2 separate regions of the Homo sapiens genome follow, and region 1 is linked to region 2. Evidence: chromatin loops called from intact Hi-C (ENCODE). Cell type or tissue: heart right ventricle. All regions are shown on one strand. Each heading gives the region's core, and the rest is flanking DNA. Links, peaks and the distances in the headings are about the cores only.

Evidence for each region. Peaks named below come from ENCODE experiments on the same cell type or tissue, not always from the same donor. Only the 100,000 strongest peaks of a DNase experiment are listed, where the experiment ranks them.
Region 1: a loop joins it to region 2, with 1.8 times the contacts of the local background. A loop is called at or near these places in 1 of 110 quality-filtered maps.

What each region holds. Positions count from the first base shown.
Region 1 is chr13:59,443,270-59,446,192 of GRCh38, reverse strand. No RefSeq gene overlaps it. Among named protein-coding and RNA genes, the nearest start is that of DIAPH3-AS1, 570 kb to the left of the region's middle. In heart right ventricle, for the core only: no CTCF peak of the experiment used is centred there; no DNase peak of the experiment used is centred there.
Region 2 is chr13:59,493,137-59,496,059 of GRCh38, reverse strand. All of the region lies in intron 4 of LOC107984625 (a long non-coding RNA gene), which reads left to right. Among named protein-coding and RNA genes, the nearest start is that of DIAPH3-AS1, 520 kb to the left of the region's middle. In heart right ventricle, for the core only: no CTCF peak of the experiment used is centred there; a DNase peak (open chromatin) is centred at 1,419; H3K27ac peaks cover 2,055 bases.

The DNA.
Region 1 (2,923 bases), core at 108-2,607, 50 kb after region 2:
ACAGGAAAGCCTGAGGCCACCAGATGCTGGGAGAAAGGGATGCGCAACTGATTATCTCCCACAGGTCCTCAGAAGTCCCTACTGACACTTTGACTTCAAACTTCTGGTCTCCGGAGCTGTGAGACAATAAAATAGCTTTTTGAAGGAGCCAGCTTGTGGTACTATGTGACAGCAGCCCCAGGAAACCACTGCAGCAACTGATTAGGCCTGCTCTACCAGGGTTAGGGTATTTCCACTCATTTGAAGACTTTGGATGGATGACATGGGCTCCCATGTTAAATGATCACCTCATTTAAAATTGCACCCCCAGACACTTTTTATCTCCCTCTTTTGTATTTTTCTCCTTACTTATCATTGTTAGTGCACATTCTATATTTTATTTATCTTTTTTGTCAGCTTTTCCTCTCACCAAAATGTGAGCTTCACAGAGGCAGATTGTTGACCGTTCTTGCTTATGTTCCCCAGCAGTAAACAACGTTGATACTCAGATATTCATGAAATGAATGAATTGCTTCATCTTTTTTGTCATCATATTTTATTCCACATAAACCTCAACACCTCTCTTACTTCTGAACACAGCCACTAAAAAAAGGAATGAAAAGGGGTTCTGTAGAAGATCCTGGGAAATTTGCCTAATCTAAGATGTATTTTATTCGAAGTTGCAAGTAGTAGGAGAGTAAGATTATTATTCTTTAGGATAGATCTTTTCATCTTTCCTTTCTATTGATCTCTATACCTTGGTATCAGCCCATTTCAAGTCCATGCGATTTTAATAATTTTTGAGTAAGTAACATTTATTTCCTAAAGGATAGCACCGTAATTTTGAATGTCCATATTTTACTTGAAATCTCTGATTTTAGATTAACTACTCATAGAGAAAAGCCATGAATTTATAATATGCTTAGGTTCAGATTTTCATCCAGTACACTTTGGTAGGCACTATGCATGAGTGGACGAATTATCAGCCCCCTGTTAAGGTTCTGAGATGGCTTTCATGCCTGTGAAATTACTGTCCCTGGAGAGAATAAATAATACTTCATAATAATGGCCCCTGTGGGCTGGGCATCCTATTGTTTGTATGAGGTTATGATGTCCTAGGCTGGATCCCTTCCTTTGTCTCTTCTAACCTGGAATAGTATGCTCTGGGCTTCCCAAAGGTTTTTCATTTAATTTAGGATTAGCCCAACATATAGTTACTACCTAGTTGATGGCCATGTTTTTATGTTGCTGAAATCAAAATTTACAATTCACTTGTGTGTTCTAGTTCCAATCCCAGAGCAAAGTAGAGCGATGCTTTGGGATCAAAAAACGTCTTGCTATGCCTGTGGCCCTGGGCAGATTATTTAGACTTTTGAGGCCTATGAAAAAGAAATAACAATAGCTAACCCTACATAATTATTATTTAGAGAACAAAATGAATGTAAGGCTCTTGAACATGATAGATGTTCTGCAAATGGCAGAGACTGCTATTTTCCCTTGTAGGCTGGTATGTTTGATTCAGTATTTACTTAAGCTAAGAACTCCAGGCTGCTCAGATTTCAGCAGAAATATTAACAGCGGCGCTTTCCCCACAGGTGTGGGCAGTGCGGGATGCCTCTGATCCACTTTGATTCTTCCACATTGTAGATATGGATGTGATTCTGTGCAGAAAATTCAGGTTGCGGGTGCCAATGGGAAAAGGAGGGGTGTGTGTGAGTGCTCAGAAAGAGCCTTGAGGACTCTCTAACAAAGTCCTCTTTAAAATTCCACTTGGAAAACTTCCCAGTGACCACAACCTCCTTTCTTTGATAGTTGCTATGATTGTCCGAAACCTTCTGGGAGATCTATGAGTCCACTGCTGTATCACTCAAGCAGAAACACTTAGTAAGTCCTTCAGCAACAACCTCACCTGTTTTTCACAAATAACTCACTCCCAATTCCACTGAGGAGGTGTAGATGTTCGTTAAAGCATTTCATGAGCATAGAGAGAAAAATAAAATCAACCTGAAAGATAATTTATGAGCAACTTTCTTCAGTTTGAAAATATACCAACAAACCTAGCAGAAGCCACTCTGGTTTTTATGTTTTTTTTTTTTTTTTGTTATTGCTGTTTGTCATTTTCGTATGATAACCACCTGTGGTCGTTAACACTTCCTATTTCTAACACAGGGTCTCAAACATCTGCTGCTGCAGCCAAAATGTCCCTCAACACACTTAAACTTTATGTCTCTGAAATGGGAATTTCATATCCCACTGTTGGAATTACGCACATGCCTTCTTTCGCCTGCAGTCTGGTGATTCTGCACTCTAGCTCTGCGTTCCTAAAGTAGTTTGCACCATCCTGTTCATCCTCACAACTGTGTTTAGGTATCCCCACAATTGTCTTACCTTTCCTGCTGGATTTCAGGCTCATTGAAGGCAAACATGAAGTCTCCTACGATTTTATGTCTCCCTGTGCACCTAGCAGAGTGGGGGCTCAGTAAATGCTTAGTGTATATATTTTGCATGCAATTCTGTAAACATAATAATACAGAGCCAACAGAGAGAGTGGCATAAAAGATGAGGGAAAGGAAATGGAAAAACATCACTTTGGTTGTTTTTTTTTTTTTTTTTTTTTTTTTTTACTGAAATGATTTTATAATATATAGTCATGAATTAGGTCCTAAATTCAAGGTCCTAAATTATGCCAACACTTTAAAATAGCCAATGTTATCATAAGGATTGAAAACTCCGTGTTTGTATATGTTAGAGGTTTTTTTCTTCCATCCTGAACATAGGTTCTGAAAATAAAGAAGCTTAGATTGAATTTTCCCTGCAAATGGTTTATCCTGGAAATCCTTTTCTCCTAAGCGCAACTCTGGGTATTAAATGGTTGCTGCAGCTCATCAGTCTCATCTTCAGTAAATTATCCCGAGAGAACACAATATCGAGTCTTGGAGGTTTT
Region 2 (2,923 bases), core at 274-2,773:
TCACTTCTTGTTATTTTTGGAGAAGCTTGATGCTCGAAGGTTTGAAACGTCCCGTCCATTTGTTCAGTGGGCTTCTGATAACTATCCCTGCCCACTGGGTATGAAGTTGACACTAATTAAGCAGCTGACTGCCTTAACGATAGAGTATATTAGAACAGGCCACGATGCCATGTAGTTATAATTGTTCTTACAATGTCTGGATACTTGGTGCTTACTATTCTAGAAAACCCAGGACTTCCAAACTGGTGAGATTTTATTATTGCTGCAAATGATGAGTGCAGAGAGAATTTGGGAATGAATGAATGTTGATAGTGGGCTCAAGGCTGTCCGCACTGCAGACGTAGTCTGTAAACCCCCTAGAATCAAGAGAGAAGCAGGCTTTTTAAACCCTTGCTACATAAGCCTTGTTATCGCTCAAATAGACCACTTGAGATGGAAGTACAGACAGATTTGGTGCTGATGACAGCTCACCAGGACCCAGCTCTCCATTCAGGTACATTGATATGCATATTCACTCTACTGGAAAAAAAATCATCTCCTCTTCTACCCTGGGACACGGCTTTTGTAGGCTCCGGAATCTGCTATTTTATACCCACCTGCTGGTACAATATAAGCAGCTGCAATAGGCATCAAGCTATGAAAAGCTCTGAGGAGCACTATTGCAGTGCGAATTGCTTCCTTGCTCTGCACTGTTTGGTGATTGTAAGATGGATTGCCAGATTAGCACAGACACACAGTATTTGTGTAGGTAACTGGGAGGGTGATTTTTCCCTGCTTCTCCTACCAGCTATTTCTTACCAGTCCCTTTGCCACCTATAAAAAATTGGGTATTTGCTAATGTTTCTTAGTGGAAATTCAAAGGCCGGAATCACTAACTCAAGCCCACAGTAATACCACTCTGTTTCTTTCTGCCCTCAAACTGCCACATAAGAGCCTCTGATGCTACTGGCCAAAGAGGCCACTAGCCTATGCAATTGCTGGCTCACAGAAGCTTCCAGGACAGCAATTCTCTGTTCTTAATGTTTTATGTCACCAACTAACTAAACATAGCCACCTTTCCCAAATGCAGAAAGTTGTTTCCAAAACACAAAAAGTTGACCCCCCAAAAAAAAAAAAAGTTACAGATAACTCAGAGGTGTGGAGGCTGTCTCATGCTTTGGGAGACTTGTGCAGCCGTGTGGGTAATCTATGTTAACATCTTGTCTTCAAGATGCTGACCTCACTTTGGTTCAGACATTCTAGGAAAGGATTCATTTCTTCTCCATTTCAAAGCTGTTTATCTGGCTTAGAAAATAGCTGTTTTAAACAGAAGCCTTTACACTTGTCTGAGTAAATTCTGTTCCAATTTTTGTTTTGGCCATAAGTCAAAGATAACAGCTGTGCGCTTGTGGGTTCACTGAACTCTACGTGCTTGTTGGCTGCATCACCGACCAGAGGGAATAACCAATAATTAGAACATTTCAGGTCATCTTGGGAAGAACAGAGTTTTCTCTTGTTTGGAAAGGTGGTGTGACCTCCCTCTGATTTTCCCAAATGTGGATCTTTTGGTGACTGAGTGTAGAGCTCAATATACAAGCCTGGACTCATCACCACTGTGTCCTCCCTTTCCCAAAATATTGCCTGATAAATGGAAGCTTAAAACCATATTTACTGTTTTTCAGCTTAACTCTTGCTCTGCAACAGGCCTGGGCCATGATAATAAGCAAAAATACTTGTGCATTCCTAGCACATCAGCATTTCTGATCACAATGATTTGTGACTCAGGCCTTGAAAGCTGTGGGGTTTCTCCCTAGTTGAATCAATACAAGTTTACATAAATATATGTTTCTGTTTTTCTTTCATTCTTGATTCAGCATTCATGTTTACTATCTGGTAACTACAGACAGTGGGAGCATGGGGGCAAGGGAGAAGTCGAGCAAATAGAGAGATGATTCAGAAGAAATTATTTGGGTGGGTTCTAATGTCTTAACTGATTATGACTTTTTTTCTTGTGAAGAGTAATGTGTTAGAATTTTCATTTCAAAAGATAAAATTTATTCTATATATCTAAAGAATATAACTGCTCATCTATTACACTGAGTATATACTACTATAGCCATGCCTACAGTAGGAAGTGTTCTTGTATCAGGGTATTTGGTGTGCTAGATAGAGCCTTTCATATTGGAGATATGTATCCTAAAGCATTATTAATCCAATAGTGACATAGAGGCTGGATTGCTACTGATGCAAGCAGTATTTGTTCTATATTTAAAATCTTCCTGAGTCAAGGAGACAAAGTTGGCAAGAGATATGGTGATTGTTTTTTGCTCAGTTTTATGTCATGACAGGGAAACCTTTCACTTTCACTTGAATAACCACAAGGATGAAGGAGAGGCCACCTTTTCAAAGATTCACCTGCAAGACAGTTTCTGTTATTAAGCAAGGACTCATTACTGATCTGCTCTCACTCTGCTGTAGAATGTGGCCTGGGCTGCTTTCGGTGACTGAATTGTTTGTGAAATGTAAAAATGCACCTGGCTGAGGTAGAACATGGGGTCTGAAATTTAGACCCCCCTACTTCTGTTCAACAAACTCTTGGCCCACAGGGCTGCTCAGGGTTGGAGTGGGAAGACAACAGGTTTTTCCTAGATTGCCCACATTTTCCATATTGACTAATGGCATCTCTGAGCATGTTTAGGCTTCTTGGTGTCAGTTTGAACCCAAGACATTTTACTTTAATCATCCCTGATTTCCTTACCCTTAAATCCTGTTTCAATATGGAAATAAATGAATTATTGATAAATGAAAGTAAATCAATAATTATTGGTTAATATGGATACATTTTCTGTGACTGGTTTCACTTAGGTAAAGGCTGCCTAGATATAGAGATTTCTGTGGAATATCCACATATTTTTCATTTATTTTGTTAGGAAGACTTTAAATA